Regions from separate parts of the Homo sapiens genome. Here region 2 is linked to region 1. Evidence: chromatin loops called from intact Hi-C (ENCODE). Cell type or tissue: K562. All regions are shown on one strand. Each heading gives the region's core, and the rest is flanking DNA. Links, peaks and the distances in the headings are about the cores only.

Region 1 (15,906 bases), core at 2,935-10,934:
CCCAGCAGTTTGGGAGACCAAGGGGAGTGGATCACCTGAGGCCAGGAGTTCGAGACCAGCCTGGCCAACATGGTGAAACCCCGTCTCTACTAAAAATACAAAAATTAGCCAGCTGTGGTGGTGCATGTCTGTAATCCCAGCTACTCGGGAGGCTGAGGCAGGAGAATCGCTTGAACCCAGGAGGTGGAGGTTGCAGTGAGCCGAGATCACACCACTGCACTCCGGCCTGGGTGACAGAGCGAGACTCTGTCTCAAAAAAAAAAAAAAAAAAAGAAAAGAATCCTTTTAAGTAGTTCATCAGCTTAAGCCATGTTGGCTGAACATTAAGACTTTGTCAAATCCTGGAAACATAGGTAATATCATTTGAAGGTATTAAATTTTAAGGAACAAAATAATATTAAAATTAGGAAGAATTATTTTGCCATAGGATAAAATAGAAATACTGCCATACATTTGACTTATTTGTTTGAAAATCTTTATGTGATTGTTGCTTCATTTTAAAAATCAGACCTCACAAACCTGAGCCAAGTTATGTGCAAAATAATATGCCAGTTGCACAGCCCTGGAGGCCAGTGTGAGCCCTGCCTCCATCTGCCTGCATGTGGGGTCTCCCTAGAAGGAAGCCTTTGGTAGGTGGGTGGGAAGATTAGGGTGCTCGAATGGGTACTGTGAGGAGGTGCAGTGGCACCAGGCTCTAGCAGCCTCCTGCCTCCAGGAGAGGCCCAGGTTGGGATCACTGCAGCGACCAACGCCTCGGATCACTCGAGGGCTAGAAGGCACCCACCAGGTGTGTGGACAGGAGCGCTCAGGGGCCTTGCACATTGGGCATATTATGGCGTCAGTTTCGGAATCAGCCTGCATGGAGTCGGACCAGGACACCCAGCCAGGATTCCGTCGTCGGGGAGGGGAACGCCCATGTGGCTTGTGTGAAGGGTGCTTCAGGGGACGCAAAGGCTCTGGTGGCTGGGAGGAGCTGAGGGATGACAGATACCCCAAGGATTCTGTGGAGCTGGTCGGGTTTGGTGATAGGGTGCTCGCAGGTGGCCGGTGTGAAGGGTGCTTCAGGGGACACAGAGGCTCTGATGCCTGGGAGGAGCTCAGGGATGATGGAGACCCAAGGGACTCTATGGAGGTCTTCGGGACTGATGACGGCATGGAGGCCAGAGGAGCCGGGGGAGCCCGTGGGGACACATGGAAGCTGGTGGGAGAAGCTTTCCCACGCCCCCCACGTGGCCGGTGGTTCCTAGCAGGTGCTGGTTTGTACACTGGCCCTGGGCGGACTTGGCGTGGAAGGTGATGGGAGCTGCCCTCCCTAGAGAGCTTCTTCAGGCGCCTGCAGGAGACAGGAGGCACAGGCTGCAGCCGGGAGCACTGGGCACCTGTGGACCTCCAGGGCCCCCCTGCTGACTTCACAAAGCTCTGCCTACCCCTGCCCAGGGCTTTAGTGACATAACGGCCGTGATCTCCCCTCCCAGATCAGCCCCAGGCCCTGGGGTGGCATCCTAGGTCCTGGTAGGAAGGAGGACATGGGAGAGAAGGGGAAGAGCCTCACTTTTCCAGCAGGAAAGTGTAGACCTCAAGGTTCTCCAATTCTTTCAAGAGAATTCTGCAGTCTGGAAAGCAGGAGATGGGTTATGGTGGCGAGGGAGGGAACTGGGACTTACAGGAGGCCGAGTGCGTGTGCCCTTAGGGGAGACCCCGGGATCGGGGATTAGACCCTGGAGCCCCAGCATCCCTGTCCAAGGCCACAGGGCCCCAGGAGTGATAGCCAGATGCCCGGTGGGCAGCGTTTTCTCATTTATAGAGTGCCTCCTGACACTCCCCATCATGGGGGTCACGACCACCTCCTGGGGAGAGAGGACAGGGTGGCCTCAGAGAGGGCTCAGCCATGTTAAACAGCTGCCCACATGGACCTGCAGCCCCTCCTGCATGTCCAGGTGGTCACTGGTCCCCTCCCCCACACGGTCCCCTCCTGGGCAACACCTGCTTCCTGGACCCCATGGCTTCATCCCATGGAGAGGGATCCCGGGTTCCAATTTCTCTCCTAGGAGGTTCCCTTCAGGCCTCTGAAAATGAATTCCTTGGAGACAAGCAGCATGTTCCTAGGATCAGGTGAAGCTGTCACCTCTGGGGGCTTCTGGGACCCTCAGAGCCTTACCTTTCAAAGTGATATATTTATTTCCGATCCTGAGCCATTCCCCCACTTCAGCTTGATCCTGAGAGACAAGAAAGAGGGTGCAGGCCGGGTCTCAGTCTCCTGTCCCCACAGCTGCAGACCCAGTGCTCGTGAATGACACACTTTCTCCGCCCAGCTCATGGAGCCTGTGTGCTTCTCTTTCACTGGTTTCTAAAGTGCGTAATAACCTTTTTCTGGTTTCCTTCTCTGGAAAGCATGGAGGGGTTTTCTATGTGAGGCCTGCCCTGGGTATCCTCAGTCCCTGTTCCGCTGCTTGGGAAACACACACTCTTGGGTCTGCAGGTGCCTCTGAGCTGGCAGGGAGGATTCTGCTTCCGAGGAGGCCAGGGGCGACTCCAGTCTCAGGTGGGAGGCTCTCAGGGGCTCAGCACAGCCCCCAGAGCACCTCACACAGAGGCTGGGCCCCGAGGCACCTGCCCAGGAAGGCGGCTGATGAGCCCGGGCTCAGGGCCTGTCCTTCCACAGAGACCTCACCCCTCTCATGACCGGGTCCTCGCCGCTGAGTCCTGGGGTTTGGTTTTGCTCTGACGCCTCCCGTGCACCTCCACAGATGGTCTGGGGGCTTGGGTTGGAAATCCTATGCCCACTCCAACCCCTGCCTGCCCTGCTGTCCCTAGAGGGATGATGAGAGTTCCCATCACAGGAGCGCCTCTGGTTGATGTGGAAAAGTGGAAAAGAGAGCAGGAAAAATAGAAGCATTCTCTGCTGGGTGTGGGCTGAGGGCTCCTTACATTCTCGCTGTCCTCCTCTCTGGGAGGCACTGAGGATGGCTCCCTGGGAATGTAGGGGCATAAGATGATCAGGATCACCAGGCTGAACACAATGAAGAGGACGAAATGGATGATCTGGGGAATGGGGCTGGGGCACAGCTCTGTCTCAATAACACTGTGCAGAGGAAAGAGAATATCCATGTCAACTGCACTGCTGTCCTCAGGCAGCTGAGCCCTGGGCATCCCCTCTGGGACAAGTTACTGGGGCCCAGGTCCACATCACAGAGCTGGGGCCTCCCCCTCACAAAGGGCTCCTAAGGGTGGGGTGGGCAGTGGGAGGAGGAGGCTAAAGCCCAGCCCCGCCCACCACCACCCACCCCTGCAGTTCCCTCCACCCTCCTGGCCTTCCGGATCCCTCCTTCCCACTCCACCTTCTCAACCTGTCAGAGACAGACCTGGCCCGTTTTCCGTCCTCTCACCCTGGCACACAGATGATACCTGGTTCATTGGAGAACTCTGCTCAGACTCCCTCAGTTTCACAGTTTTTGAGGATCTGGATTTGTCCCCGAAATTCCTGTTATTTCCAGGGATTATTGCTCCAGGGTCTCCTCTGCCTGCAATTCTAACCTCCCCACACAATATGTTCTTGCCTTGCTTCAACTCAGACATAGAGCTTACATTTTTATACTTGTTTATCATTGTGAGTTTTGAATAAATTTTTATAATTTTTGCTTCAATTAATCTTTACTGTCTTCAGCTAGACTTAATCAAAAATTAAATCAATTCTTTATTATTAAAATTCATAGGACTAAAAAAGTATAAAATTGAACTAAACCTTCAAAGAATATTTTTATATATTTGCAATATTTTTGCTTCTAAAATCAATAAAAGTTAAAGTGCATGAGAAATTTTGGAATATTTGGCATACACACACACACATACACACACACACATATACACACATACCCTGTGACAAATCAATTCAGTATTTTCAAATAGAAGAATCAAGCCTTTCTTTCAGTTCAGAAGCTTTCTTTTAGTGTTTCTTATGAGGTAGGATGGCTGGCAGCAAATTTTCTGTCTTTATCTGGGAATATCTTTATTTTTAAAAGATAGATTTGCTGGACATGGCATTTTTAGTTGACAATTTTTTTTCTTTCATTCTTTGACTATGCCATCCCATTGCCTTCCCATCATTCATTCATTCATTCTTTTTCTTTCTTTCTTTCTTTCTTTCTTTCTTTCTTTCTTTCTTTCTTTCTCTCTCTCTCTCTCTCTCTCTCTCTCTCTTTCTTTCTTTCTTTCTTTCTTTCTTTCTTTCTTTCTTTCTATTTCTCTCTCTCTCTCTCTCTTTCTTTCTTTTTGAGACAGAATCTCCCTCTGTTTGTTGCCCAGGCTGGAGTGCAGTGGTGTGATCTCAGCCCACTGCAAACTCTGCCTCCCAGGTTCAAGCGATTCTCTGGCCTTAGCCTTCAAGTAGCTGGGATTACAGGTGTGCACCAACATGCCTAGCTAATTTTTTCTTTTTTTTTCTCTTTTTTTGAGATGGAGTCTCACTCCGTCGCCCAGGCTGGAGTGCAGTGGCGAGATCTTGGCTCACTGCAACCTCCACCTCCCGGGTTCATGCCATTCTCCTGCCTCAGCCTCCCAAGTAGGTGGGACTACAGGCGCCTGCGACCACGCCTGGCTAATCTTTTGTATTTTTAGTAGAGATGGCATTTCACTGTGTTAGCCAGGATGGTCTTGATCTCCTGACCTCGTGATCTACCCACCTCGGCCTCCCAAAGCTCTGGGATTACAGGCGGGAGCCACCGCGCCTGGTCTAATTTTTGTATTTTTAGTAGAGATGGGGTTTCACCATGTTGGCCAAGCTGGTCTCGAACTCCTGACCTCAGGTATTCCACCTGCCTTGGCCTCTCAAAGTGCTGGGATTACAGGCGTGAGCTGCCGTTCATGGTCTCACCATTGTTTCTGATCAGAAATCAGTGGCTAATTTTATCGTGGTGCTCTTGTACATGAGGAGAAGTTTTTGTCTTACTGTTTTCAATATTTGCTCTTTGTGTTTTCGTAGCTTGACACAAGGTGTGTAGGAGTGGATATATTGGTATTTATTTTACTGAAAGTAAACATTGATTCTATAGATTAATGTTTTATATCAAATTTGGTAAGTTTTCAGCCATTATTTCTATAAATAATTCTTTCTTTCCCCTTTTCTTTCTTTCTGAGACTCTCATTCTACATATGTTGTGCTTGACGTTTCATAAGTCATTTTTCTTTTTCTTTTTTGTTTGAGACAGAGTTTCGCTCTTGTTGCCCAGGCTGGAGTGCAATGGCGTGATCTCGGCTCACTGCAACCTCTGCCTCCCAGGTTCAAGCGATTCTCCTGCCTCAGTCTCCTAAGTAGCTGGGATTACAGGCATGCACCTGTAACCTCAGGTGATTTGCTCGCCTCGGCCTCCCAAAGTGCTGGGATTACAGGATTGAGCCACCGTGCCTGGCCCTTTTTAAGTTCTTTTAACATAAGTAACTGCTTTGAAGTCTTTGTTTGCTAAGTGTGACATCTGGGGACACAAAGACAGTTTTCCCCCACACTTGCCTGTTTCTTTTTGTCTTGTAACTTATCATTGAACACTGGATACTTTAGGTTATAGACTCTTCAACTCTGGATTCTGAATCTTTTCCGCTGAGAGTTGTTACTGTTTGTTCGTTTGTTTGTAACCAGCCTGTACTAAATTTGTAAATTCTGTGAGCAGCGTGTATCCGGAGCCGTCTCTGCTCATTTTTTGTTTGTTTCTTATGCATGGCTTCCCAGGAACCGCTCCTTTATCTGCGTGCTTGGTATTCTGCCAACAGTTGTCTGAATTTGTACACGAACACCTTGAGTCGGTGAGGCTTCCACTGTTGCTGATGGATCTACCCGTGGACTAGGGCGTGCACACACAGCTCAGGCCATCTGCTTTCCACAGGCATCTCCCCTCGCTGTGTCTTCTCTTCGCATGAGCTCAGGAACCGTCATCTGTCAGTGATGCTGGGTGGTTTGGGCAGGTTCTGGTCTCTGAGGAGAAGAGCAGAGCTACTGGTCCTTCCTGTTTGTTTGCATCAATATCCCTATTTGAAAATTCTCCAAATCATGTGAGTCCCTCTGGTGGTGACAGCAAAGCTGCTGGTTTCATGGTGTTCAACAAATGTGTTTTATATTTAGGTCTATGGGCCGGGAGTGGTGGCTCAGGCCTGTAATCCAAGCACTTTGGGAGACTGAGGTGGGCAGATCACCAGAAGTCAGGAGTTCAAGACCAGCCTGGCCAACATGGTGAAACCCCATCTCTACTAAAAATACAAAATTTAGCCAGGCATGGTGGTGGTCACCTGTCATCCCAGCTACTCAGGGGGCTGAGGCTGGAGAATCGCTTGAACCTGGGAGGCAGAGGTTGCAGTGAGCCGAGATTGCACACAATAAATAAATGATTTAATGCCCATACAATGGAGTGCCGTGCAGCTCTTAAAAAGAATGCCACGAGGATGGTCAACACATGCTGTTCTCCTGGATGAGGATTATTACCATCAGCTCCATTTTTCAGGTGAGAAAACTGAGACTTAGGGAGGCTACATAATTTTCCGAAGGTCACTCCCTACTGAATGTAGGAGCAGGGATCTGACAGCCACCTAATGACACCCTAGAACAGCACTCTCTCCTCCGCTCTCCTCCATGTCCCCCTCTGACTCCCGGGAGACCTCCCCAGCTTGCAGTCCCCAGGGCCCTGGTGTCCATAACCCGAGGAAGGGGAGGGGCCCATGAGATCTTGGACTTTCTCACTCTCTGAAAATGAGCAACTGAGAACGAGACTTGACTTTGCTTAGGAAGTATAAACAAATGCGACATTTATTGCCTATCAAATATTAGAAGCAGTTCGTCTATTTAACGTGTGTTAGTATCGGTGTTCCTTTTTATTCAAACTCTCCCTATTGAGCTCAAGAATCAAAGTCAGATAACTTTGTCGATAAATCCCTTCCTTTCTACACCCTTGCTACTCACTGTCTCAAGACCCAAACTCACTGGGACAAGGCGCTGCCCCTCCTGATTCAAGCCTGGTGTCTGCCTCTCACTATGCAAATCAGGAGCCAGACAGCCGCGGAGAGGGCGGCGGTGAGTGCACAGAGCACACGCATGCGTTCGGCTTGCCCCCACGCCGCCCCCGTTATCTCTGTGGGTGTGAAGGTGAGAATTTTTCACTTTTCCAGTGAGTTACTGTACTGCTTTGACTCTCACAAGCGTGTCGACTTGATGGATTTTTGTAAATATAGCCGTCAGCGGATGCCTCTTGTCCCCATCTCGGGAACCATAACCCAGATTCCCAAAGGGGAGCTTGCCCACATGGATGGAAACTGAGGCCCTCAGAGAGGCCATCGGCCTTGATCCCTTGCTCCTATTCAAAGATCTCAACATTATTGCAGCCTTCCTTGGGGCAGCCGGACATTCCCGTGTGGAGGAAGCGTCCACTCACGTGCCATGGGAACTTTGTAGATTTCACTGTGATGCAAACAGCTGCCCGTGAGGCCCTCAGTGCCCAGGGCCCGTTGTTGGGTGCTTTTGAGGGTGGGAGGTGGAGGGGTTTCCATTTTGCTTGGGGGATCAGCATCACCCATTCTTTCTCCTTTTCCTCTGGGCTGGTGCTCAGATGGTGAGAGCACTGTGCTGATGAGGTGGGCCCTGGGGTGGAACCCATGGCCCCCTCTGACTCCCAGGAGACCTGGCCAGCTGCAGCGGCCCCCGTGGACCAGCAGAGGGACAAGAGAGGAGCTGACGTGGAGGAGCCGAGGCCCACTGGGGGCTCCTGGAGAGTCCGTCCGCCTGTGGACAGCAGCTCAGGTGTTCAGCTGCTTCCAGAGAGGAAGCACCTCTTCCTAGACTGAGGCATCGTTTTGGTAAAAAAAAAAAAAAAAAAAAAAAAGTTGATTTTTTTCACCTTGGTGTAAATTTTTGTTTGTAACTATATGTTAGTTGTGACAGTTACCACTATTTGTTTTTCTTTTCTTTTTACGTTTTTGAAATTATTTATAGAGATGGGCTCTTGTTACGTTGCCCAGGCTGGTCTCAGACTCCTGGCCTCAGTGGTCCTTCCACCTTGGCCTCCCGAAGTGCTGGTACTACAGGTGTGAGCCGTGGCACCTGGCCTGTTTTTCTTTATTACCACAGATATTATATGGAGCCTTAAAGCCTCCTGGAGTGAGAGCTAGTTCATAACCATGCTGTTTGGAGAGAAGAAAACCACCTGGAATTCTTGTTCTCCAAAGATGTGGAATTATCATCCCAACAACAGCTGTCCTTCACTCTGTCCGGGGGCCTTCAGGTGTGGCCCATCCACCCCCTCAGTGTTTTCCTCGGTCCTGAGGTCACTCAGGTGTGGCCCATCCACCCCCTCAGTGTTTCCCTCGGTCCTGAGGATGCTCAGGTGTGGCCCATCCACCCCCTCAGTGTTTCCCTCTGTCCTGAGGATGCTCAGGTGTGGCCCATCCACCCCCTCAGTGTTTCCCTCGGTCCTGAGGATGCTCAGGTGTGGCCCATCCACCCCCTCAGTGTTTCCCTCGGTCCTGAGGATGCTCAGGTGTGGCCCATCCACCCCCTCAGTGTTTCCCTCTGTCCTGAGGATGCTCAGGTGTGGCCCATCCACCCCCTCAGTGTTTCCCTCTGTCCTGAGGATGCTCAGGTGTGGCCCATCCACCCCCTCAGTGTTTCCCTCTGTCCTGAGGATGCTCAGGTGTGGCCCATCCACCCCCTCAGTGTTTCCCTCGGTCCTGAGGATGCTCAGGTGTGGCCCATCCACCCCCTCAGTGTTTCCCTCGGTCCTGAGGATGCTCAGGTGTGGCCCATCCACCCCCTCAGTGTTTCCCTCCGTCCTGAGGATGCTCAGGTGTGGCCCATCCACCCCCTCAGTGTTTCCCTCTGTCCTGGGGATGCTCAGCTGTGGCCCATCCCCTTAGTGTTTTACCTCCCACGTTCTCTATTTTTTGTTTCCAATCTTCCCACACAGGTGGAGAGAGGAGGGGATCCAATTGCCTGTGAGGAGGACACGGCTCATGGGTGGACCCTGCAGATTGTGAAGTTCAAGTCACAGCTCCTGGGAAGGTCTCTGTGTGTAAAGATTGTGGGGGCGAGATAGATTCAGGGACCACACTCTGCTCTGCTCTATATCTCTGAGTGTCGATCCAGCTGCCTTGTGACCAGGACACTTGGAAGAACCATGGACCCTGCAAGAGGGCAGGTTCAGAGAGTGAGATGAGCACGCTTGAGGGATTAAAGTGTAACTTGAACCACTGCCTTGCAAACTGCGTGAGGGCATGCAGGTGTGTGTCTGTGCGTGTGTGTGCTGGGAAGATGTTTAGCAGCCTCATGGAGGGGTAACTGACATACAAGAGAACAAGCCAGGCATGGTGGCTCACGCCGTAATCCCAGCACTTTGGGAGGCCGAGGTGGGTGAATCACCTGAGGTCAGGAGTTCGAGACCAGCCTGACCAACACAGTGAAACCGCATCTCTACTAAAACTACAAAAAATTAGCCAGGCATGGTGGCGGGCACCTGTAATCCCAGCTACTCTGGAGGCTGAGGCGGGAGAATCACTTGAACCCAGGAGGTGGAGGTTGCAGTGAGCCGAGATCGTGCCACTGCACTCCAGCCTGGGCAACAAGAGCGAAACTCCATCTCAAAAAAAACAAATTTTTTTGATCAATGTTAACACACGTACGCACCCGCAAAACCATGACCAGGAGCATCACGACTCCCAAAGCTTCCTCATGATTCTTTGGAATCCCTCCCTACAGCCCCTCCCACCCCCCCCCATCCCAAGCAGCCACTGATTTGCTTTCTGTCACAGTCAGTAGATTTGCAATTTCCTTAATACCATGTCTGAGCCCAGTAGGCAAATACTTTCTTTTTATTGGGTGGACATTTCGTGGCATGTTCAAGCTTTTGAATTCAGAGAGTGAGAGGATGAGAAAGAAAAGGCTGGTCTGGGTCACTCCTGGGAGGCCTGGCCCTAAGCACCGTGTGGCTCATGTGCCCTGGAGCCCCTGTGCACCGGTCATCCCTGACTGCCCTGCCGCAAGCTTTATAGCTCCCCCATCACCTTTCCCGGACCAGCTGGTACAATCTCAAACTTTTCACCAATTCTGACATCTAAACAACTAACGCCAGAGACAGGCTCTGTGGGACCAGCAGCTGCGACCTCACCTCCGGTCACTGGAACACTGAGCTGTTAAATGAAAGGTGCGTCCTTCTTTCTCCCTTTCCAGGGAGAATGCTCTGCTCTTCTTCCTGCTGGATCCCTCCTCTACCTGCTTCTCTCCCACCTCCTGCAGCCCCCGGAGCCCCGTGGCGATGCAGGCAGACTCATCTGTACCCTCATTCTGTTTGCAGAACCACATCTCTGGGCTGGCTCTGCCCAAGGACACCACACCTTCTCCATTCCTCTTGCCCTTTCCCCGTGGGGTGCAGGTGGGGCTGGGCCCACGATGGCATCAGGCCCACTCTCTCTAATGCAGGAAGGGATCAGATGCCGGGAGCCATGGAGATTGTCCTCATCCCGATCATCTCCCAGCTTAGCAAATGATGATGAAGACAGTTTTCCCACAAGATAGGCATAGCCTCTGGGACAGTGCCTCGTTTATTTTCTAGCACAAAATAGACGTTAGAACAGTGGGGCTTTGTGGGCATATGGAGATTTTTAAGGCTCCTTAGGAGGCAGGTAAAAATTTCTTCAATAAGACAAAACACTATCCCCAAAGAAAATGATTGATAAATGTGGGGAAAAGCAAGAGAGATCAGATTGTTACTGTGTCTGTGTAGAAAGAAGTAGACATGGGAGACTCCATTTTGTTCTGTACTAAGAAAAATTCTTCTGCCTTGGGATGCTGTTAATCTATAACCTTACCCCCAATCCCGTGCTCTCTGAAACGTGTGCTGTGTCAACTCAGAGTTAAATGGATTAAGGGCGGTGCAAGATGTGCTTTGTTAAACAGATGCTTGAAGGCAGCATGCTCCTTAAGAGTCATCACCACTCCCTAATCTCAAGTACCCAGGGACACAAACACTGCGGAAGCCCGCAGGGACCTCTGCCTAGGAAAGCCAGGTATTGTCCAAGGTTTCTCCCCATGTGATAGTCTGAAATATGGCCTCGTGGGAAGGGAAAGACCTGACCGTCCCCCAGCCCGACACCCGTAAAGGGTCTGTGCTGAGGAGGATTAGTATAAGAGGAAGGCATGCCTCTTGCAGTTGAGACAAGAGGAAGGCATCTGTCTCCTGCCTGTCCCTGGGCAATGGAATGTCTCGGTATAAAACCCGATTGTATGCTCCATCTACTGAGATAGGGAAAAACCGCCTTAGGGCTGGAGGTGGGACCTGCGGGCAGCAATACTGCTTTGTAAAGCATTGAGATGTTTATGTGTATGCATATCTAAAAGCACAGCACTTAATCCTTTACATTGTCTATGATGCAAAGACCTTTGTTCATGTGTTTGTCTGCTGACCCTCTCCCCACAATTGTCTTGTGACCCTGACACATCCCCCTCTTCGAGAAACACCCACAAATGATGAATAAATGCTAAGGGAACTCAGAGGCTGGCGGGATCCTCCATATGCTGAACGCTGGTTCCCCGGGTCCCCTTATTTCTTTCTCTATACTTTGTCTCTGTGTCTTTTTCTTTTCCAAATCTCTCGTCCCACCTTACGTGAAACACCCACAGGTGTGTAGGGGCAACCCACCCCTACAGATACATTGGATGATAGTAAAATTAAGAATTTTTTCATCAATAAGAGAGTAAAAAGATGGGGCCGGGTGTGGTGGCTCACGCTGTATCCCAGCACTTTGGGAGGCCAAGGCGGGAGGATCACTTGAGGTCAGGAGTTAGAGAACAGCCTGAGCAGCTTAGCAAGACCTCGTCTCTACGAAAAATGAAAAATTGGCTGGGCGTGGTGGTGCATGCCTGTGGTCCCAGATACTTGGGAGGCTGAGGCAGGAGGAACACTTGAGCCTGGGAGGCTGAGGCTGCAGTGAGCCATGATTGTGCCACTGCACTGCAGCCTGGGTGACAGAGTGAGACTCTGTCTCTTAAAAAAAGAGGTGGGGAATGGAGGAGGGTGAAAAGATAAATCACATGTAGAGTATAAAGAGAATTCCTGTAAGTTAATAAGAAAAATGCATGCGGGACTTAATACCTAGGTGACGGGTGGATAAGTGCAGCAAACCACCATGGCACATGTTTACCTGTGTAACAAACCTGCACGTTCTGTACATGTATCCCAGTACTTAAATAAAGTTTTTTAAAAAATTAAGAAAAAAGCTGGCAGACCAATAGGACAATGGGTGAAAGAAATGAAGAGGGACAAAAAAGGGAAGGAAGAAAGGGAGGGAGGGGGGAGGGAGGAGGGGGGAAGGGAGAGGAAAGAGCAAATGAACATCCAAATGGCCAAAAAGCATTTAAAACATGCTCAGCCTCATAAGCCATCAAATTTAAACCACAGTGAGAAACCAATATTACACCTACCAGAATTGCTAAAATTAAAAACACTGTTGATACCAAGTTTGGGCAAGAATGTGGAGTAACTGAAACTTCATATACTATTGGGAATGTAAAATAGCACAACTACTTTGGAAAACCCTTGGGTAATACCTACTAAAGGAGACCACACATGTGATCCCCACATTCCACTCTTACGCATAGACCCAAAAGAACTGTGCACTGTGCACGTGTTCACCAAATGACGTGCGACGTGCACTAGGATGTTTATACCAGCACCCTTCACAATAGCCCCAAATTCCAACAGGAGAGTGGATAAGTACCTCTCAGTATATTTATAGAGTAAAATTCTTACAGCACTGAAAATGGATTCACAGCCACCATGCACAGTTGGTGAATCTCAGCAACATACTGTTGAGCAGAAGCAGCCAGACACAAATGAATGCGTACGGCACGATTCTGTTTCTGCGAAGCCCTAAAACAGGCCAAAGAAACATCTGGTGAGAAGTCAGGATAGCGATTATCTTAGTGCTCTGGGGGAGGGTGGCTCTGGTAATATTCTATTTCTTGATCTGAGGGCTGGTGTCCCAGACGTATTCACTCTACGATAATTTACCAAGCTGCCCTCTGGGGATTGGTGGCTTCTCTGTATGAATATTACACTCAATTAAAAAAACACACTCAATAACAAAAACCTAACAATCAAATTCAGAAATGAGCAAGGCTGGGCGCGGTGGCTCACGCCTGTAATCCTCGCACTTTGAGAGGCCGAGGCGGGCAGATCACCTGAAGTCAGGAGTTCGAGACCAGCCTGGCCAACATGGTGAAACCCGTCTCTACTAAAACTACAAAAATTAGCCGGGTGTGGTGGCACATGCCTGTAATCTCAGCTATTTGGGAGGCTGAAGCAGGAGACTCGCTTAAACCTAGGAGGTGGAAGTTTCAGTGAGCCGAGATCACGCCACTGCACTCCAGCCTGGGTGACAGAGTGAGACTCTGTCTTAAAAAAAAAAAAAAAAAAAAAAAAAAAGGCTGGGCGCGGTGGCTCACACCTGTAATCCCAGCACTTTGGGAGGCCAAGGCGGGCGGATCACAAGGGCAAGAGATGGAAACCATCCTGGCTAACACGGTGAAACCCCTTTTCTACTAAAAATACAAAAAATTAGCCAGGCGTGGTGGCGGGCGCCTGTAGTACGAGCTACTCAAGAGGCTGAGGCAGGAGAATGGTGTGAACCCGGGACGCGGAGCTTGCAGTGAGCCAAGATCGCGCCACTGCACTCCAGCCTGGGTGACAGAGCGAGACTCCCTCTCAAAAAAAAAAAAAAAAAAAAAAAAGAGCAAAGGACTCGAATGGACATTTCTCCATACTCAGCATCACTAATCATTAGGGAGATGGAAATGACAACGAGATTCCTTTTCACTCCTACTACATTGACTAGTATCAAAGAAAACCCAGAATATAACGAATGTTGGTAAGGATGTGGAGAGACTGGAACCCTTGTGCACTGCTGGTGGGAATGTAAAATAGTGCCGCCCCTCTAGAAAACAGTAAGGCAGTTCCTCGGAAATTACACCTAGGGACGCTCCAGCAATTCCACTTCTGGGTATATATCCCCCAAAAATTGAAAGCAAGGAAATAAAGAGACACTTGCCCATCCCTGTCGATAGCTGTGTTATTCACAATAGATAAAAGGTGGGAGCAACTCAGCCGGGTGCGGTGGCTCACGCCTGTAATCTCAGCACTTTGGGAGGCTGAGGCAGGCGGATCATGAGGTCAGGAGTTCGAGACCAGTCTGACCTACATGGTGAAACTCCATCTCTACTAAAAATACAAAAAAAAATGGCCAGGCGCGGTGGCTTATGCCTGTAATCCCAACACTTTGGGGGGCCGAGGCAGGCAGATCACCTGAGGTCAGGAGTTTGAAACCAGCCTGGCCAGCACGGTGAAACCCTGTCTCTACTAAAAATACAAAAAAATTAGCTGGGCGTGGTGGTGGGAGCCTGTAGTCCAAGCTACTCAGGAGGCTGAGGCAGGAAAATCACTTGAACCTGGAAGGTGGAGGTTGCAGTGAGCTCAGATTGCGCCATTGCATTCCAGCCTGGGCAACAAAAGTGAGACTCCATCTCAACAGAAAAAAAACAAAAAAATTAGCCAGGTGTGGGGACACGTGCCTGTAATCCCAGCTACTCAGGAGGCTGAGGCAGGAGAATCGCTTGAACCCGGGAGGCAGAGGTTGCAGTGAGCAGAGATCGTGCAACTGCACTCCAGCCTGGGTGACAGAGTGAGACTCTGTCTCAAAAAAAAAAGAATTCTAGCTTGTTGCTTAGTGTGTGTGTGTATACATATATGCGCATGCACACATACACACACATATAAAACGGTGTGTTAAAATACATTATTTCATATGAATGCTGGAAAATCATAGTTTTTTTTTTTTTTTTTTTTTTTGAGACGGAGTCTCACTCTGTCGCCCAGGCTGGAGTGCAGTGGTGCGATCTTGGCTCACTGCAAGCTCCACCTCCCAGGTTCACGCCATTCTCCTGCCTCAGCCTCCTGTGTAGCTGGGACCACAGGCGCCTGCCACCAAGCCTGGCTAATTTTTTGTACTTTTAGTAGAGATGGGGTTTCACCGCGTTAGCCAGGATGGTCTCGATCTCCTGACCTCATGATCTATCTGCCTGCCTCAGCCTCCCAAAGTGTTGGGATTACAGGCGTGAGCCACCGCGCCCGACCAAAAACTTAGTCTTTTAAATAATCATTAATAATAATGATAGGCTGGGCACGGTGGCTCATGCCTGTAATTCTAGAACTTTTGGAGTCAAAGGTGGTCAGATCACTTGAGCCCAGGAGTTCAAGACCAGCTTGGGCAACATGGGGAAACACCATCTCTACAAAAGATACAAAAAAAAAATTAGCTGGGCATGGTGGTGCATGCCTATAGTCTCAGCTACTGAGGAGGCTGAGGCAGGAGGATCAGTTGAGCCCAAGAGGTCGAGGCTGCAGTGAGTGCTGATCTGCTACTGCAGTCCAGCCTGGGTGACAGATTGGGACCTCATCTCAAAAAAAGGGAGAGGGAGAGGAAGAGGGGAGAAGAAGAGGAAGAGGAAGAAAGAAGAAGGAGGAGGAGGAGGAAGAGGAAGAAGAAAAAAGAAGAAAAAGAAGAAGAGAAGAAGGAGGAAGAGAAGAAGGAGGAGGAGGAAAAGAAGAAGAAAAAGAAAGAAGAAAAGGAAAAAGAAAAAAGAAGAAGAAGAAGAACAACAACAACAAGAAGAAGAAATTAATAATAGTAATCATCATCATCATCATCATCTGGGCTTACTTCCAGTGTCACTATGGTTCTATTATTCTGGAGAAAATAAGTCTTGTTTCTCATTTATAACAGAATACATACATGAAATAGGCTAGAGCAGACTGGAGAAATTATTTTGAACCCCGGGGTCTTAGGCAAAAACGTTGTTTGCTAAACTATGTAATTCCTGGAGTCTTG
Region 2 (15,906 bases), core at 3,416-11,415, 130 kb before region 1:
ACTGTGACTCAGGGAACTGCAGAGAACAGAAGTTTGCAGGTCTACACGTGGAATCTGCAGTTCTGTTAGGAGAGACTGGCATTGCAAAAGAGCAGCAATTCCTGAGCATCTTCCCCAGCAGAGAGCCCATTCTGGGGGCAATGTTGACAATGACCCAGAGTCTCTGGGTTCTCCAGTGGGGTGCACAGCTGATGTTATCCCTCCTGTGCTGGCAGTTTTCTAAGTGAGTTCAGATCCTCTAGGAAGGAAGATCTGTGTGTGCAGCGCTGTGGAAGAGGTCTCTGTGGGCGCCAAGCCTCCCAAGGAGATTTACGGGCTCCAGGGACTGGAGGTTTGGACCCCATCTCCTTCTCTCCCAATCCATTAGAACACGCATTTCCAGCATCTGTGGGGTGCCCAGATGAGGGGACGCGCCTCCAAGTTGTCCTCAGGAGATTCCCAATTGTTCGTGGATGTCGGATATTCGGTGTCCATGGGAGTGTCTGGGATTTTGGTGTCTTGTGCGTCCAGCAGCGTTGGCACATCCAGGCTGAGGAAAGCGGGACCCCTGCCTCCGCCTGCCTGCATGTGGGGTCTCCCTAGAAAGAAGCCTTTGGTAGGTGGGTGGGAAGATTAGGGTGCTTGAATGGGTACTGTGAGGAGGTGCAGTGGCACCAGGCTCTAGCAGCCTCCTGCCTCCAGGAGAGGCCCAGGTTGGGATCACTGCAGCGACCAACGCCTCGGATCACTCGAGGGCTAGAAGGCACCCACCAGGTGTGTGGACAGGAGCGCTCAGGGGCCTTGCACATTGGGCATATTATGGCGTCAGTTTCGGAATCAGCCTGCATGGAGTCGGACCAGGACACCCAGCCAGGATTCCGTCGTCGGGGAAGGGAACGCCCACATGGCTTGTGTGAAGGACATTCCAGGGGACGCAAAGGCTCTGGTGGCTGAGAGGAGCTGAGGGATGACAGATACCCCAAGGATTCTGTGGAGCTGGTCAGGTTTGGTGATAGGGTGCTCGCAGGTGGCCGGTGTGAAGGGTGCTTCAGGGGACACAGAGGCTCTGATGCCTGGGAGGAGCTCAGGGATGATGGAGACCCAAGGGACTCTATGGAGGTCTTCGGGACTGATGACGGCATGGAGGCCAGAGGAGCCAGGGGAGCCCGTGGGGACACATGGAAGCTGGTGGGAGAAGCTTTCCCACGCCCCCCACGTGGCCGGTGGTTCCTAGCAGGTGCTGGTTTGTACACTGGCCCTGGGCGGACTTGGCGTGGAAGGTGATGGGAGCTGCCCTCCCTAGAGAGCTTCTTCAGGCGCCTGCAGGAGACAGGAGGCACAGGCTGCAGCCGGGAGCACTGGGCACCTGTGGACCTCCAGGGCCCCCCTGCTGACTTCACAAAGCTCTGCCTACCCCTGCCCAGGGCTTTAGTGACATCACGGCTGTGATCTCCCCTCCCAGATCAGCCCTAGGCCCTGGGGTGGCATCCTAGGTCCTGGTAGGAAGGAGGACACGGGAGGGAAGAGGAAAGAGCCTCACTTTTCCAGCAGGAGAGTGTGGTCCTTAGTGTTCTCTAGTTCTTTCAAGAGACTTCTGCAAGCTGGAAAGCAGGAGATGGGTTATGGTGGTGAGGGAGGGATTAACACTTGAATAAGTGGACTGCAAAGCAAAGACGCTCAGTCTGGCCAGGAGGGGGTGACTACCTCCCACAGGCCCCCGAGTGGTGGGTGCATCCCACGCCAACCTCTCCTGGCCGGGCTGTCCCCTGGTAAAATGAGGTGGGAGCACTGGCCAGCAGATGAGGGCAGAATCCCACCCTCCTGGCCCCACAAAAGGATGGAGCCCTGTGCAGCAAAGACTTCAGGAGGCGGCCAGATGTGGTGGCTTATGCCTGTAATTCCAGCACTTTGGGAGGCCAGGGCAGGCGGATCATCTGAGGTCAGGAATTTAAAGGCAGCCTGGCCAACATTGTGAAACCCCATCTCTACTAAAAATACAAAAAATTAGCCGGGCGTGGTGGCGGGCACTTATATTCCCAGCTACTCCAGAGGCTGATGCAGGAGAATTGCTTGAACCCGGGAGGTGGAGGTTGCAGTGAGCTGAGATTGCGCCACTGCACTCCAGCCTGGGCAACAGAGCGACTCCATCTCAAAAAAAAAAAAGAGGGCCTCCCGAGGTGCCGGGATTGCAGACGGAGTCTCGCTCACTCAGTGCTCAATCTTGCCCAGGCTGGAGTGCAGTGGCGTGATCTCGGCTAGCTACAACCTCCACCTCCCAGCCGCCTGCCTTGGCCTCCCAAAGTGCCGAGATTGCAGCCTCTGCCCGGCCGCCACCCCGTCTGGGAAGTGAGGAGCGTCTCTGCCTGGCCGCCTATCGTCTGGGAAGTGAGGAGCCCCTCCGCCCGGCAGCCACCCCGTCCGGGAGGGAGGTGGGGGGTCAGCCTCCGCCCGGCAGCCGCCCCGTCCAGGAGGGAGGTGGGGGGCGCCTCTGCCCGGCAGCCCCGTCTGGGAGGTGAGGAGCCCCTCTGCCCGGCCACCACCCCATCTGGGAGGTGTACCCAACAGCTCATTGAGAACGGGCCATGATGACGATGGCGGTTTTGTGGAATAGAAAGGGGGGAAAGGTGGGGAAAAGATAGAGCGATCGGATTGTTGCTGTGTCTGTGTGGAAAGAAGTAGACATGGGAGACTTCATTTTGTTCTGTACTAAGAAAAATTCTTCTGCCTTGGGATCCTGTTGATCTATGACCTTACCCCCAACCCCGTGCTCTCTGAAACATGTGCTGTGTCCACTCAGGGTTAAATGGATTAAGGGCGGTGCAAGATGTGCTTTGTTAAACAGATGCTTGAAGGCAGCATGCTCCTTAAGAGTCATCACCACTCCCTAATCTCAAGTACCCAGGGACACAAACACTGCGGAAGGCCGCAGGGTCCTCTGCCTAGGAAAACCAGAGACGCTTGTTCACATGTTTATCTGCTGACCTTCCCTCCACTATTGTCCTATGACCCTGCCAAATCCCCCTCTGCCAGAAACACCCAAGAATGATCAATTAAAAAAAAAAAAAAAAAGAAAAAGAAAAAAGCTCCCGGAGGCGTCGTCCCTGGGAGCTTTTCTCCAGCCTCATAGCCCGCCTTGCGCCCAAGTGACAGCACGTAGCTTTCCTTTTGTGAGGGGAGCCCACAGGATTCACTCCCTTTTCCTATTTCCTCCGGGGTGAAGCCTCATGTGTCGGGACAATGTGGGATCAGGGACTGTCTGGGTGACCCTGGCGAGCCTCTCCTCACGGAGTTCTAGCGGCCATCAGGGAAAGGGGAGCACGCCCAGGGCAGCCGCCCCCAGGGGTGTTTGGATACAGGCCAGGAGCAGGCTGCTCTGTGATGGTGGGGCGGGGGGTGATGAGACTCCCCTGAGAGGCTCCCTTGGGCGCTGGAAAGATGGGACATGGGGAACCACCTCCTGCCTGGACCAGTTGATGCCCAGAGCCACTCCCCTGGGTCCTCATAGCTCCTTCCAGGAAGTGGGGATGTGGGTTTCCAGGGGAATCCAGGCCTTTAGGGAGAGTGGGAATCTGACTTTGGTCTTGCAGCTCCGCATTTTTCCTGCACATTTGCTGATTAGTTTATGCCTGTCAGGGGCCTCAGGGCCAGTGCTCAGTCCCAGGGTCTTAGGGTAGGAAAGATGATTCCCCAGATTTCCTGCAGGCATTTGAGCATGGTGGAAGGATCAGTGGAGCCTCCAGTGAAACTTGGCAGATTGCGCACTTCATTTATTTTCACTCTCCCAGGATCCTTCCCAAATTATCATAAATAAACAGAGAATTCTGAAACCTACAAAGAAAAATACAGCAAAAGAACAATGAATCAGTTTCAAAGCCTAGGCAGAGAGGCCGTAGGGTGACTGACAGCAGCCCCTGTGGGACTGGAGAGCAGACGGTTTGGTGGAAACGGCGCCCAGTTCCACAGAGGGAACTTGAGGAGAAGCAAAATGACTGAGCCAGCAGAGCCGGGCCCCAGACCCCCACCCCAGCCTGTAGGAGCTGCAGGTGTGATCTGGGAACACACTGTTCTGTCCCTTCTATTTTTCTCTTCATATAAGCTCTGGTTCTAGAAACAACTCACCTGCAGCCCGCTGTCTGGACCAGAACGTGGTAATGGGGCTGGACTATTTACAGGCCCATTGTGACTATTTACAGCCCTACTTACAGGCTGTACCACGGCCATCTCCCAGCACGTGCTCAGCTATGACGTCAAAATAAGGTAGAGCCGGCTGGATGAGGTGGGGCAGGGGAACCGGAGCTGTACACACAAGTGGTGGGGGCTCAGGGGCTCAATACTGTCTGGGGCCAGGGCTGTAAACATGGCTGGGGTGGCCCCTGTGTCATGGGGAGGAAGCCCGTGGGGGAAATGTCATTCTCATCACATCACATCACACCAAGGGTACCTGCTATTAACATGGCTTATCGCTTTTTAAAACATTTGAGATTCAGTGGGTGCATGCGCAGGTTTGTTACATGGATAAACCGTGTGGTGCTGAGGTTTGGGCTTCTAGTGAACCTGTCACTCAGATAGTGAAGACAGTGCCCAACAGGCAGTTTTTCAGCCCTTCCCCTGCTCCCGCTCTCCACACTTTTTGAGTTTCTAGTCACTTTTTTTTTTTTTGAGATGGAGTCTCTGTTGCCCAGGCGCTGGGACTACAGGCACCCGCCACCATGCCCGGCTAATTTTTTGTATTTTTAGTAGAGGTGGGGTTTCACCGTGTTAGCCAGGATGGTCTCGATCTCCTGACCTCGTGATCCAGCCGCCTCGGCCTCCCAAAGTGCTGGGATCATGTAGGGTATGATCTCGGTGCCCTGCAACCTCCGCCTCCCGGGTTCAAGTGATTCTCCTGCCTCAGCCTCCTGAGTAGCTGGGACTATAGATGTGTGCCACCACACTCGGCTAACTTTTGCATTTTTAGAAGAGACAGGGTTTCACCACGTTGGCCAGGCTGGTCTCAAACTCCTGACTTCAAGTGATCTGCCCGCCTTAGCCTCCCAAAGTGCTGGGATTACAGGCCTGAGCCACCACGCCCGGCCCTTGGTCCATGGTTTTACACCAGTGACACCTATAAACTGATGATTCCCACATTTAAAATATCCAGCCAAAGCTCTCGGCCAATTTCTAGATTGTTCCTGTGCTTCCACAGCTTCTAGTGCCACTGGTATGTCTGACACCATCTTACGTTTAAGGTCAAAAGATTTCTGAAGCCCCCACACAACTCAAACCCAACTGCTCCCCCAGTGTTTTCCATCTCAGTCAAAGTAGCATCCTTCCCTCCCTTCCCCACCCACCCCGCAATTTACCTAGTTCCCTGGCCCCAGGTTCTCTCAGTGCCCACATGAGCAAGACCAGCTGGCTTTATCTTCAAAATAGACCCCGAACCTGTCTGCAGTATTTCCACCCTAGTCCAAGCAACCCGCAACCTTCCTGTCTGGATTCTTGTACCTGCTTCCTACAGGGCATCTCTGCTTCTACTCTTGCCCCCACTCCCCCACATAATCTTTACATGGATTTTTTAAAATAGGTAAATCAGACCATGCCACTTCCCTTCCCAGAGCCCTGCGGTGCTTTCTCATCATTAGAATAAATAGGTCTCCTGATCCAGGCCTTGCTTAGCTTTCTGACTTCCTTTTATTTTTTATTTATTTATTTATTTATTTATTTTGAGACGGAGTCTTGCTCTGTCGCCCAGGCTGGAGTGCAGTGGTGTGATCTCGGCTCACTGTAAGCTCCGCCTCCCGGATTCACCCCATTCTCCCACCTCAGCCTCCCGAGTAGCTGGGACTACAGGCGCCCGCCACCACACCCGGCTAATTTTTTGTATTTTTAGTAGAGACGGGGTTTCACTGTGTTAGCCAGGATGGTCTCAATCTCCTGACCTCGTGATCCTCCCACCTTAGCCTCCCGAAGTGCTGGGATTACAGGTGTGAGTCACCGTGACCAGCTCTGACTTCCTTTTCTAATGCTGGAGACAGAGGTGACCCTGTGGAGACGTGGACCCTCTATTAGGTGGAGGGGAGAGGAGGAAAGGGACGGAGGGAGGGAGGGAAGAAAGGGAGAAAACACCAATAACTCAAAGAAGAATCACCATGTAAGCAACTGGTGCCCATCAGGAACATGCATCTTGCAAGAATCACCATGTAAGCAACTGGTGCCCATCAGGAACATGCATCTTGCAAGAATCACCATGTAAGCAACTGGTGCCCATCAGGAACATGCATCTTGCAAGAATCACCATGTAAGCAACTGGTGCCCATCAGGAACATGCATCTTGCAAGAATCACCATGTAAGCAACTGGTGCCCATCAGGAACATGCATCTTGCAAGAATCACCATGTAAGCAACTGGTGCCCATCAGGAACATGCATCTTGCAAGAATCACCATGTAAGCAACTGGTGCCCATCAGGAACATGCATCTTGCAAGAATCACCATGTAAGCAACTGGTGCCCATCAGGAACATGCATCTTGCAAGAATCACCATGTAAGCAACTGGTGCCCATCAGGAACATGCATCTTGCAAGAATCACCATGTAAGCAACTGGTGCCCATCAGGAACATGCATCTTGCAAGAATCACCATGTAAGCAACTGGTGCCCATCAGGAACATGCATCTTGCAAGAATCCCCATGTAAGCAACTGGTGCCCATCAGGAACATGCATCTTGCAAGAATCCCCATGTAAGCAACTGGTGCCCATCAGGAACATGCATCTTGCAAGAATCACCATGTAAGCAACTGGTGCCCATCAGGAACATGCATCTTGCCTGCTGTTATCTAATAGTCGAGACGTGAAGTGGGCTGGCAAATTTGTGGGTTCTGTTTTTTTTTTCAAGATGGAGTCTCACTCTGTCGCCCAGGCTGGAGTGCGGTGGCGTGATCTCAGCTCACTGCAACCTCTGCCTCCCGGGTTCATGCCATTCTCCTGCCTCAGCCTCCCGAGTAGCTCCGACTTCAGGCACCCGCCACCACGCTAATTTTTTGTATTTTTAGTAGAGAGGGGGTTTCACCGTGTTAGCTAGGATGGTCTTGATCTCCTGACCTCGTGAGCCACCGCGCCCGGCCGGCAAATTTATGGGTTCTTGTTATGGAGAATTGACCTAGGTTGATATTCATTCTGCCAGAGCCAGTGGAATTTGTAGTTTCTGAAAAGAGTTGTGTTATTTGGCAAAACCTGAATTGGGCATCACTTATCTTCATGTACTTAGCCAAAGCCCTAAAAAAACTTTTTTGAGGCTGTGTGCGGTGGTTCACGCCTGTAATCCCAGCACTTTGGGAGGCCGAGACGGGCCGATCACGAGGTCAGGAGTTTGAGATCAGCCTGGCCAAGATAGTGAAACCCTGTCTCTACTAAAAATTAAAAAAATAAGCCAGGCGTCGTGGCAGGCACCTGTAATCCCAGCTACTCAGGAGGCTGAGGCAAAGAATTGCTTGAACCCAAGAGGCGGAGGTTGCAGTGAGCAGGCAGAGGAGACCCTGGAGCAATAATCCCTGGAAATAACAGGAATTTCAGGGACAAATCCAGATCCTCAAAAACTGTGAAACTGAGGGAGTCTGAGCAGAGATCTCCAATGAACCAGGTACCATCTGTGTGCCAGGGCAAGAGGACGGAAAACGGACCAGGTCTGTTTCTGACAGGTTGAGCAGGTGGAGTGGGAAGGAGGGATCCGGAAGGCCAGGAGGGTGGAGGGAACTGCAGGGGTGGGTGGTGGTGGGCGGGGCTGGGCTTTAGCCTCCTCCTCCCACTGCCCACCCCACCCTTAGGAGCCCTTTGTGAGGGGGAGGCCCCAGCTCTGTGATGTGGACCTGGGCCCCAATAACTTGTCCCAGAGGGGATGCCCAGGGCTCAGTTGCCTGAGGACAGCAGTGCAGTTGACATGGATATTCTCTTTCCTCTGGACAGTGTTATTGGTACAGAGCTGTGCCCCAGCCCCATTCCCCAGATCATCCATTTCGTCCTCTTTGTTGTGTTCAGCCTGGTGATCCTGATTATCTTACGCCTCTACATTCCCAGGGAGCCGTCCTCAGTGCCTCCCAGAGAGGAGGACAGCGAGAATGTAAGGAGCCCTCAGCCCACACCCAGCAGAGAATGCTTCTATTTTTCCTGCTCTCTTTTCCACTTTTCCACATCAGCCAGAGGCGCTCCTGTGATGGGAACTCTCATCATCCCTCTAGGGACAGCAGGGCAGGCAGGGGTTGGAGTGGGCATAGGATTTCCAACCCAAGCTCCCAGACCATCTGTGGAGGTGCACGGGAGGCGTCAGAGCAAAACCAAACCCCAGGACTCAGCGGCGAGGACCCGGTCATGAGAGGGGTGAGGTCTCTGTGGAAGGACAGGCCCTGAGCCCGGGCTCATCAGCCGCCTTCCTGGGCAGGTGCCTCGGGGCCCAGCCTCTGTGTGAGGTGCTCTGGGGGCTGTGCTGAGCCCCTGAGAGCCTCCCACCTGAGACTGGAGTCGCCCCTGGCCTCCTCGGAAGCAGAATCCTCCCTGCCAGCTCAGAGGCACCTGCAGACCCAAGAGTGTGCGTTTCCCAAGCAGCGGAACAGGGACTGAGGATACCCAGGGCAGGCCTCACATAGAAAACCCCTCCATGCTTTCCAGAGAAGGAAACCAGAAAAAGGTTATTACGCACTTTAGAAACCAGTGAAAGAGAAGCACACAGGCTCCATGAGCTGGGCGGAGAAAGTGTGTCATTCACGAGCACTGGGTCTGCAGCTGTGGGGACAGGAGACTGAGACCCGGCCTGCACCCTCTTTCTTGTCTCTCAGGATCAAGCTGAAGTGGGGGAATGGCTCAGGATCGGAAATAAATATATCACTTTGAAAGGTAAGGCTCTGAGGGTCCCAGAAGCCCCAGAGATGACAGCTTCACCTGTCCCTAGGAACAAGCACCAAGTCTCCTAGGAAGTCATCTGCAGAGGCCTGATGGGGAAGCTCCTGGTAGGGCAATTGGAACCCGGGATCCATCTCCGATTCCCTGCTGAGTTGAAGCCATGGGGTCCAGGGAGCGGGTGTTGCCCAGGAGGGGACCAGTGACCACCTGGACGTGCAGGAGGGGATGCAGGTCCATGTGGGCAGCTGTTTAACATGGCTGAGTCCTCTTTGAGACTGCCTCTGTCCTCTCTCCCCAGGAGGTTGTCGTGACCCCCATGATGGAGCGTGTCGGGAAGCACTTTGGAGAGGACAAAGTGCTGCCCACCGGGCACCTGGCTATCACTCCTGGGGCCCTGTGGCCTTGGACAGGGATGCTGGGGCTCCAGGGTCTAATCCCCAATCCCGGGGTCTCCCCTAAGGGCACACGCAATCGGCCTCCTGTAAGTCCCAGTTCCCTCCCTCGCCACCATAACCCATCTCCTGCTTTCCAGATTACAGAATTCTCTTGAAAGAACTGGAGAACCTTGAGATCTACACTTTCCTGTCGAAAAAGTGAGGCTCTTCCCCTTCCCTCCCATGTCCTTCTTCCTACCAGGGCCTAGGATGCCACCCCAGGGCCTGGGGCTGATCTGGGAGGGGAGATCACAGCCATGATGTCACTAAAGCCCTGGGCAGGGGTAGGCAGAGCTTTGTGAAGTCAGCAGGGGGGCCCTGGAGGTCCACAGGTGCCCAGTGCTCCCGGCTGCAGCCTGTGCCTCCTGTCTCCTGCAGGTGCCTGAAGAAGCTCTCTAGGGAGGGCAGCTCCCATCACCTTCCACGCCAAGTCCGCCCAGGGCCAGTGTACAAACCAGCACCTGCTAGGAACCACCGGCCACGTGGGGGGCGTGGGAAAGCTTCTCCCACCAGCTTCCATGTGTCCCCACGGGCTCCCCTGGCTCCTCTGGCCTCCATGCCGTCATCAGTCCCGAAGACCTCCGTAGAGTCCTTGGGGTCTCCATCATCCCTGAGCTCCTCCAAGCCACGAGAGCCTCTGTGTCCCCTGAAGCACCCTTCACACCAGCCACCTGCGAGCACCCTATCACCAAACCCGACCAGCTCCACAGAATCCTTGGGGTATCTGTCATCCCTGAGCTCCTCCCAGCCACCAGAGCCTTTGCGTCCCCTGAAGCACCCTTCACACAAGCCACGTGGGCGTTCCCTTCCCCGACGACGGAATCCTGGCTGGGTGTCCTGGTCCGACTCCATGCAGGCTGATTCCGAAACTGACACCATAATATGCCCAATGTGCAAGGCCCCTGAGCGCTCCTGTCCACACACCTGGTGGGTGCCTTCTAGCCCTCGAGTGATCCGAGGCGTTGGTCGCTGCAGTGATCCCAACCTGGGCCTCTCCTGGAGGCAGGAGGCTGCTAGAGCCTGGTGCCACTGCACCTCCTCACAGTTCCCATTCAAGCACCCTAATCTTCCCACCCACCTACCAAAGGCTTCCTTCTAGGGAGACCCCACATGCAGGCAGGTGGAGGCAGGGGTCCCGCTTTCCTCAGCCTGGATGTGCCAACGCTGCTGGACGCATAAGACACCAAAATCCCAGACACTCCCATGGACACCGAATATCCGACATCCACGAACAATTGGGAATCTCCTGAGGACAACTTGGAGGTGCGTCCCCTCATCTGCGCACCCCACAGATGCTGGAAATGCATGTTCTAATGGATTGGGAGAGACGGAGATGGGGTCCAAACCTCCAGTCCCTGGAGCCCGTAAATCTCCTTGGGAGGCTTGGCGCCCACAGAGACCTCTTCCACAGCGCTGCACACACAGATCTTCCTTCCTAGAGGATCTGAACTCACTTAGAAAACTGCCAGCACAGGAGGGATAACATCAGCTGTGCCCCCCACTGGAGAACCCAGAGACTCTGGGTCATTGTCAACATTGCCCCCAGAATGGGCTCTCTGCTGGGGAAGATGCTCAGGAATTGCTGCTCTTTTGCAATGCCAGTCTCTCCTAACAGAACTGCAGATTCCACGTGTAGACCTGCAAACTTCTGTTCTCTGCAGTTCCCTGAGTCACAGTTTACACAATCACAATTTTTTTTTTTTTTTTTAGATGGAGTCTCACTCTGTTGCTCAGGCTGGAGTGCAGTGGCACCATCTTGGCTCACCACAACCTCCGCCTCCCGGATTCAAGCCATTCTCCTGCCTCAGCCTCCCGAGTAACTGGGATTACAGGCTTGTGCCACCGCACCCAGCTAATTTTTGTAATTTTAGTCGAGAGAAGGTGTCACCATGTTAGCCAGGCTTGTCTTGAACTCCTGACCTTGAGATATCTGCCCACCTCAGCCTCTCAAAGTGCTGGGATTATAGGCTTGAGCCACCACGGCTGGATGAATCATAAATTGTAAACCTGAATAAAATGCTGCAACCTCCAATGAGAGGAAAATATCTTCTTTGTCCAATTTTAGTTATTGTCCAGTCAAATGGTATCAATGTCATATTTTAAAATTTCATTGGTAACAAGGCCTGAACTAGAGATGGGTGACTTCCTTGTTTTGGAAACACGATCAAGACCCACAGCGAGTGGATTCTAGAAATAAACCAGCAGAGGCATGTGGGCTCACACTGGCCTCCAGGGGCTGTGCAACTGGCACATTATTTTGCACATAACTTGGGTCAGGTTTGTGAGGTCTGGTTTTTAAACAAGTAAGTCAAATGTATGGCAGTATTTCTATTTTATCCTATGGCAAAATAATTCTTCCTAATTTTAATATTATTTTGTTCCTTAGGATTTGACAAAGTCTTAATGTTCAGCCAACATGGCTTAAGCTGTTGAACTACTCAGTTTTGTTTTGTTTTGTTTTATTTTTTTGAGACGGAGTCTTGCTCTGTTACCCAAACTGGAGTGCAGTGGCGAGATCGCAACTCACTGCAATCTCCACCTCCTGGATTCAAGCCATTCTCCTGCCTCAGCCTCCTGAGCAGCTGGGACTACAGGCGCCCGCCACCACGCCTGGCTAATTTTTGTATTTTTAGTAGAGACAAGGTTTCACCATGTTGACCAGGATGGTCTCCATCTCTTGACCTCGTGATCCGCCCGCCTCAGCCTCCCAAAGTGCTGGGATTACAGGTGTGAGCCACCCCGCTCGGCCTTTTTGTTTGTTTGTTTGAGACAGAGTCTCACTTTATTGCCCAAGCTGGAGTACAGTGGCGCGATGTTGGCTCACTGCAACCTCCACCTCCCAGGTTCAAGCGATTCTCCTGCCTCAGGTTCCCGGGTAACTGGGATTATAGGTGCTGGCCACCACTGCCTAGGCTGGTCTCGAACTCCTGGCCTCAACTGATCTGCTGGCGTCAGCCTCTCAAAGTGCTGGGATTACAGGCATGAACCACTGGCTATTTTTTTTTTTTTTTTTTGCCTCTCAGCCTCAAGCAGTCCTTCTGCCTCAACCTCCCCAGTAGCTGGGACCACAGACACACACCACCATGCCTGACGAATTTTTGTATTTTCTGTAGAGATGGGGTTTGCTGTGTTGCCCAGGCTGGTCTCGAACTCTTGGCCTCAAGTGATCCACCTGCCTCAGCCACCGGGTCTGGCCCCTTCATGCATTTTTTTCATTTATTTATTTATTTTAGACGGAGTCTCGCTCTGTCACGCAGGCTGGAGTGCAGTGGCGCGATCTCGGCTCACTGCAACTTCTGCCTCCCAGGTTCAAGCGATTCTCCTGCCTCAGCCTCCTGAGTAGCTGGGATTACAGGCGCACGCCACCACGCCCAGCTAATTTTTGCATTTTTAGTAGAGATGGGGTTTCACAATGTTGGTCAGGCTGGTCTCAAACTCCTGACCTCGTGATCCACCCACCTCAGACTCCCAAAGTGCTGGGATTACAGGCATGCGTCACTGCACCAGTCCCCTTCATGCATTTTTGAATTGAGTTGTTTGATTTGTTGTTGGCAAATATTTTCCCTCATGCTGTGGGTTGCTCCTTACATTTTTTTTTTTTTTTTTTTTTTTTTTGAGACAGAGTCTCACTCTGTCACACAGGCTGGAATACAGTGGCAGGAGCTCTGCTCACTGCAACCTCTGCCTCCCGGGTTGACGCCATTCTCCCAATTCAGCCTCTCGAGTAGCTGGGACTATAGGCGCCCGCCACCACGCCTGGCTAAATTTTTTTTTGAATTTTTAGTAGAGACGGGGTTTCACCGGGTTAGCCAGGATGGTCTTGATCTCCTGACCTCATGATCCATCCACCTCGGCCTCCCAGAGTGCTGGGAACACAGGCGTGAGCCACCATGCCCGGCCGCTCCTTACATTTTTGAGCCTTCATAATCAATCTTCCTTCCTTTCTTTCTTTCTTTTTTTTTTTTTGATGGAGTTTTCCTCTTGTTGCCCAGGCTGGAGTGCAATGGCGTGATCTTGGCTCACCGGAACCTCCACCTCTTTGGTTCACGCGATTCTCCTGCCTCAGCATGCCAAGGATTATGAGCAGGCGCTGCCACCACGCTCTGTTAATTTTGTATTTTTCAGTAGAGACAAGGTTTCTCCATGTTAGTCAGGCTGGTCTCCAACTCCTGACCTCAGGTGATCTCCCTGCCTCGGCCTGGTTACAGGCATGAGCCACCGCACCAGGCCTTTTTTTTTTTTTTTTTTGAGACAGAGTCTTGCTGTGTCACCCAGGTTGGAGTGCAGTGGCGCCATCTTGGCTCACTGCAGCCTCCGCCTCTCAGGTTCAAGTGATTCTCCCACCTCAGCTTCCCGAGTAACTGGGATTACTGCCCCACCACGCCCGGCTAATTTTTGTATTTTTAGTAGAGACAGGGTTCCACCATGTTGGCCAGGCTGGTTTCGAACTCCTGACCTCGTGATCTGCCCGCCTTGGCCTCCCAAAGTGCTGGGATTACAGGTGTGAGCCACCACGCCTGGCCCAAGTCTTCATAATTTCATTCTCCATTTGGAAGGATGCTTGGCCCATTGCTTACTAGCTCCGCATTTGTGTCTTCATTTCATGCATTTGTCCATCCAGTCAGTGAATGTTCAAGTACATTCCATTTGCCTTGCCCTAGGATGACCGGAGGAGAAAAGATCCCTTTCCTGGAGAAGCTTAGAATCTAGCAGGGAGATGAAGAAAAATGAGTAACTTTACAATCCAGTCCACAGCTACAAGTTTCAGCAAGTGCTATGCACTATAATGAGAGCCCCTAATTGGGAGCTATTTGGGAGTTGGGGAGAGTTGCTGAGAAAGTGATGCGTGGCCTGGTCAGGCAGAGGGAAGCAGGCTTTGAGGCTAAGAGGCCAAGGGCCTGGAGCGGCAGCCCCCAAGCTGGACAGGGAGGGAGCCGATTCTACTTGGAGAGCAAACACTGAAGCCTCAAGTGACACAATCCAATTCATATCCTTTTTTTTAAATTTTATTTTAAGGATGGGGTCTCATTCTGTTGCCCAGGCTGAGTGCAGTAGCACGATCATAGCTCACTGCAATTCAAACTCCTAGGCTCAAGCAATTCTACTGGCTCAGCTGGAGACTGTAGCTGGGACTACAGACACGCACCACCACACCTGGTTAATTATTTTTATCTTTAAAAAATTTTTGTTTTTTGTTTTTGAGACGGAGTTTCGCTCTGTCGCCCAGTCTGGAGTGCAGTGGCGAGATCTCGGCTCACTGCAAACTCTGCCTCGCGGGTTCAAGCAAATCTCTGCCTCAGCCTCCTGAGTAGCTGAGATTACAGGCGCCCGCCACCATGCCTGGCTATTTTTTTTTTTTTTTTGTATTTTTAGTAGAGACAGTGTTTCACTGTCTTGGCCAGCTTGATCTTGAACTCCTGACCTCGTAATCCACCTACCTCGGCCTCCCAAAGTGCTGGAATTACAGGCGTGAGCCACCGTGCCCGGCCTGGAATTTTCTTTTTGTAATGCTTTTGTCAGGTTTTTGTCTTAGGTTAAGCTGGCCTCACATAAGGAACTGAACACTTCCTCTATTTTCTCAAAGCGTTTGTATGAGACTGGTGTTGATGTCTTCACTGAATATTTGATTCAAAACAAATGATTAATATAATAAAAAAAAATTGACCAGTCAGCTGAGTGTGACGGCTTTTGCCTGTAATTCAAGCACTTTGGGAGGCCGAGGCAGGAGGATTGCTTGAGGCCAAGAGTTTGAGCCAAGCCCTGGCAACATAGCAAGACCCTACCTCTCCAAAAGATAAAATAAAAAGCCAGGCACGGTGGCTCAGGCCTGCAATATTAGCAGTTGGGGAGGCCGAGGCGGGCACATTGCCTAAGCTCAGGAGTTTGAGACAAGCCTGGGCAACACGGTGAAACCCTGTCCCTACTAAAACACAAAAATTAGCCAGGCGTGGCAGCGGCATGCACCTGTATTCCCAGCTACTCGGGAGGCTGAGGCAGGAGAATTGCTTGAACCCGGCAGGCGGAGGTTGCAGTGAGCCGAGATCGGGCCACTGCACTCCATGCTTCAGCCTGGGTGACAGAGCAAGACTCCGTCTCTAAAATAAATAAATAAAATAAAATAAAACAAAATACTAAGCGGTTAAATCATCCAGGCCTGGGTTTTTCTTTTCGGAAAGTATGGATAACAAATTCAGTTTCCTTACTTGTGTTTCTTTTTTTTTTTTTGAGACGGAGTCTCGCTCTGTCTGTTGCCCAGGCTGGAGTGCAGTGGCCCGATCTTGGCTCACTGCAAGCTCCGCCTCCCGGGTTGACACCATTCTCCCAACTCAGCCTCTTGAGTAGCTGGGACTACAGACGCCCGCCACCACGCCTGGCTAATTTTTTTTTGGATTTTTAGTAGAGACGGGGTTTCACCGTGTTAGCCAGGATGGTCTCGATCTCCTGAACTCGTGATGCGCCTGCCTCGGCCTCCCAAAGTGCTGGGATTACAGGCGTGAGCCACTGCGCCCGACCACTTGTGTTTCTTTTCAAGAATGGACCCCATGGCAGACATCCATGAGTTTTCATGGTCAGAAATTGGTCTCATGCACACCCCAGCCAACCGAGGTGAGAGAAATGGCATT

What was found. Hi-C counts contacts between places; a loop is a spot of excess contacts. Peaks named below come from ENCODE experiments on the same cell type or tissue, not always from the same donor. Only the 100,000 strongest peaks of a DNase experiment are listed, where the experiment ranks them.
Region 2: a loop joins it to region 1, with 23 times the contacts of the local background. A loop is called at or near these places in 2 of 110 quality-filtered maps.

Annotation. Positions count from the first base shown.
Region 1 is chr5:179,509,727-179,525,632 of GRCh38, reverse strand. It overlaps LOC128966623 (a long non-coding RNA gene), which reads right to left and starts at 3,176. Exons shown (of 5, transcript NR_185480.1): 1 at 2,929-3,176; 2 at 2,159-2,216; 3 at 1,553-1,613; 4 at 918-1,333. LOC100289470 (chromosome 5 open reading frame 60-like) reads right to left here and starts at 3,137. Exons shown (of 4, transcript NR_171571.1): 1 at 2,929-3,137; 2 at 2,159-2,216; 3 at 1,553-1,613; 4 at 459-1,333. It also overlaps the pseudogene LOC100128622. RefSeq lists enhancers at 6,529-7,304, 10,662-11,509. In K562, for the core only: a CTCF peak has its summit at 6,018 (motif pointing left); no DNase peak of the experiment used is centred there; H3K27me3 peaks cover 917 bases.
Region 2 is chr5:179,636,966-179,652,871 of GRCh38, reverse strand. It overlaps SPATA31J1 (SPATA31 subfamily J member 1), which reads left to right and starts at 7,826. Exons shown (of 6, transcript NR_131066.1): 1 at 7,826-8,073; 2 at 8,786-8,843; 3 at 9,382-9,442; 4 at 9,662-10,003; 5 at 10,432-10,546; 6 at 10,994-11,328. It overlaps LOC128966623 (a long non-coding RNA gene), which reads right to left. Exons shown (of 5, transcript NR_185480.1): 5 at 1-883. LOC100502572 (chromosome 5 open reading frame 60-like) reads right to left here and starts at 1,589. Exons shown (of 4, transcript NR_171894.1): 1 at 1,520-1,589; 2 at 958-1,299; 3 at 415-578. In K562, for the core only: no CTCF peak of the experiment used is centred there; no DNase peak of the experiment used is centred there; H3K27me3 peaks cover 1,376 bases.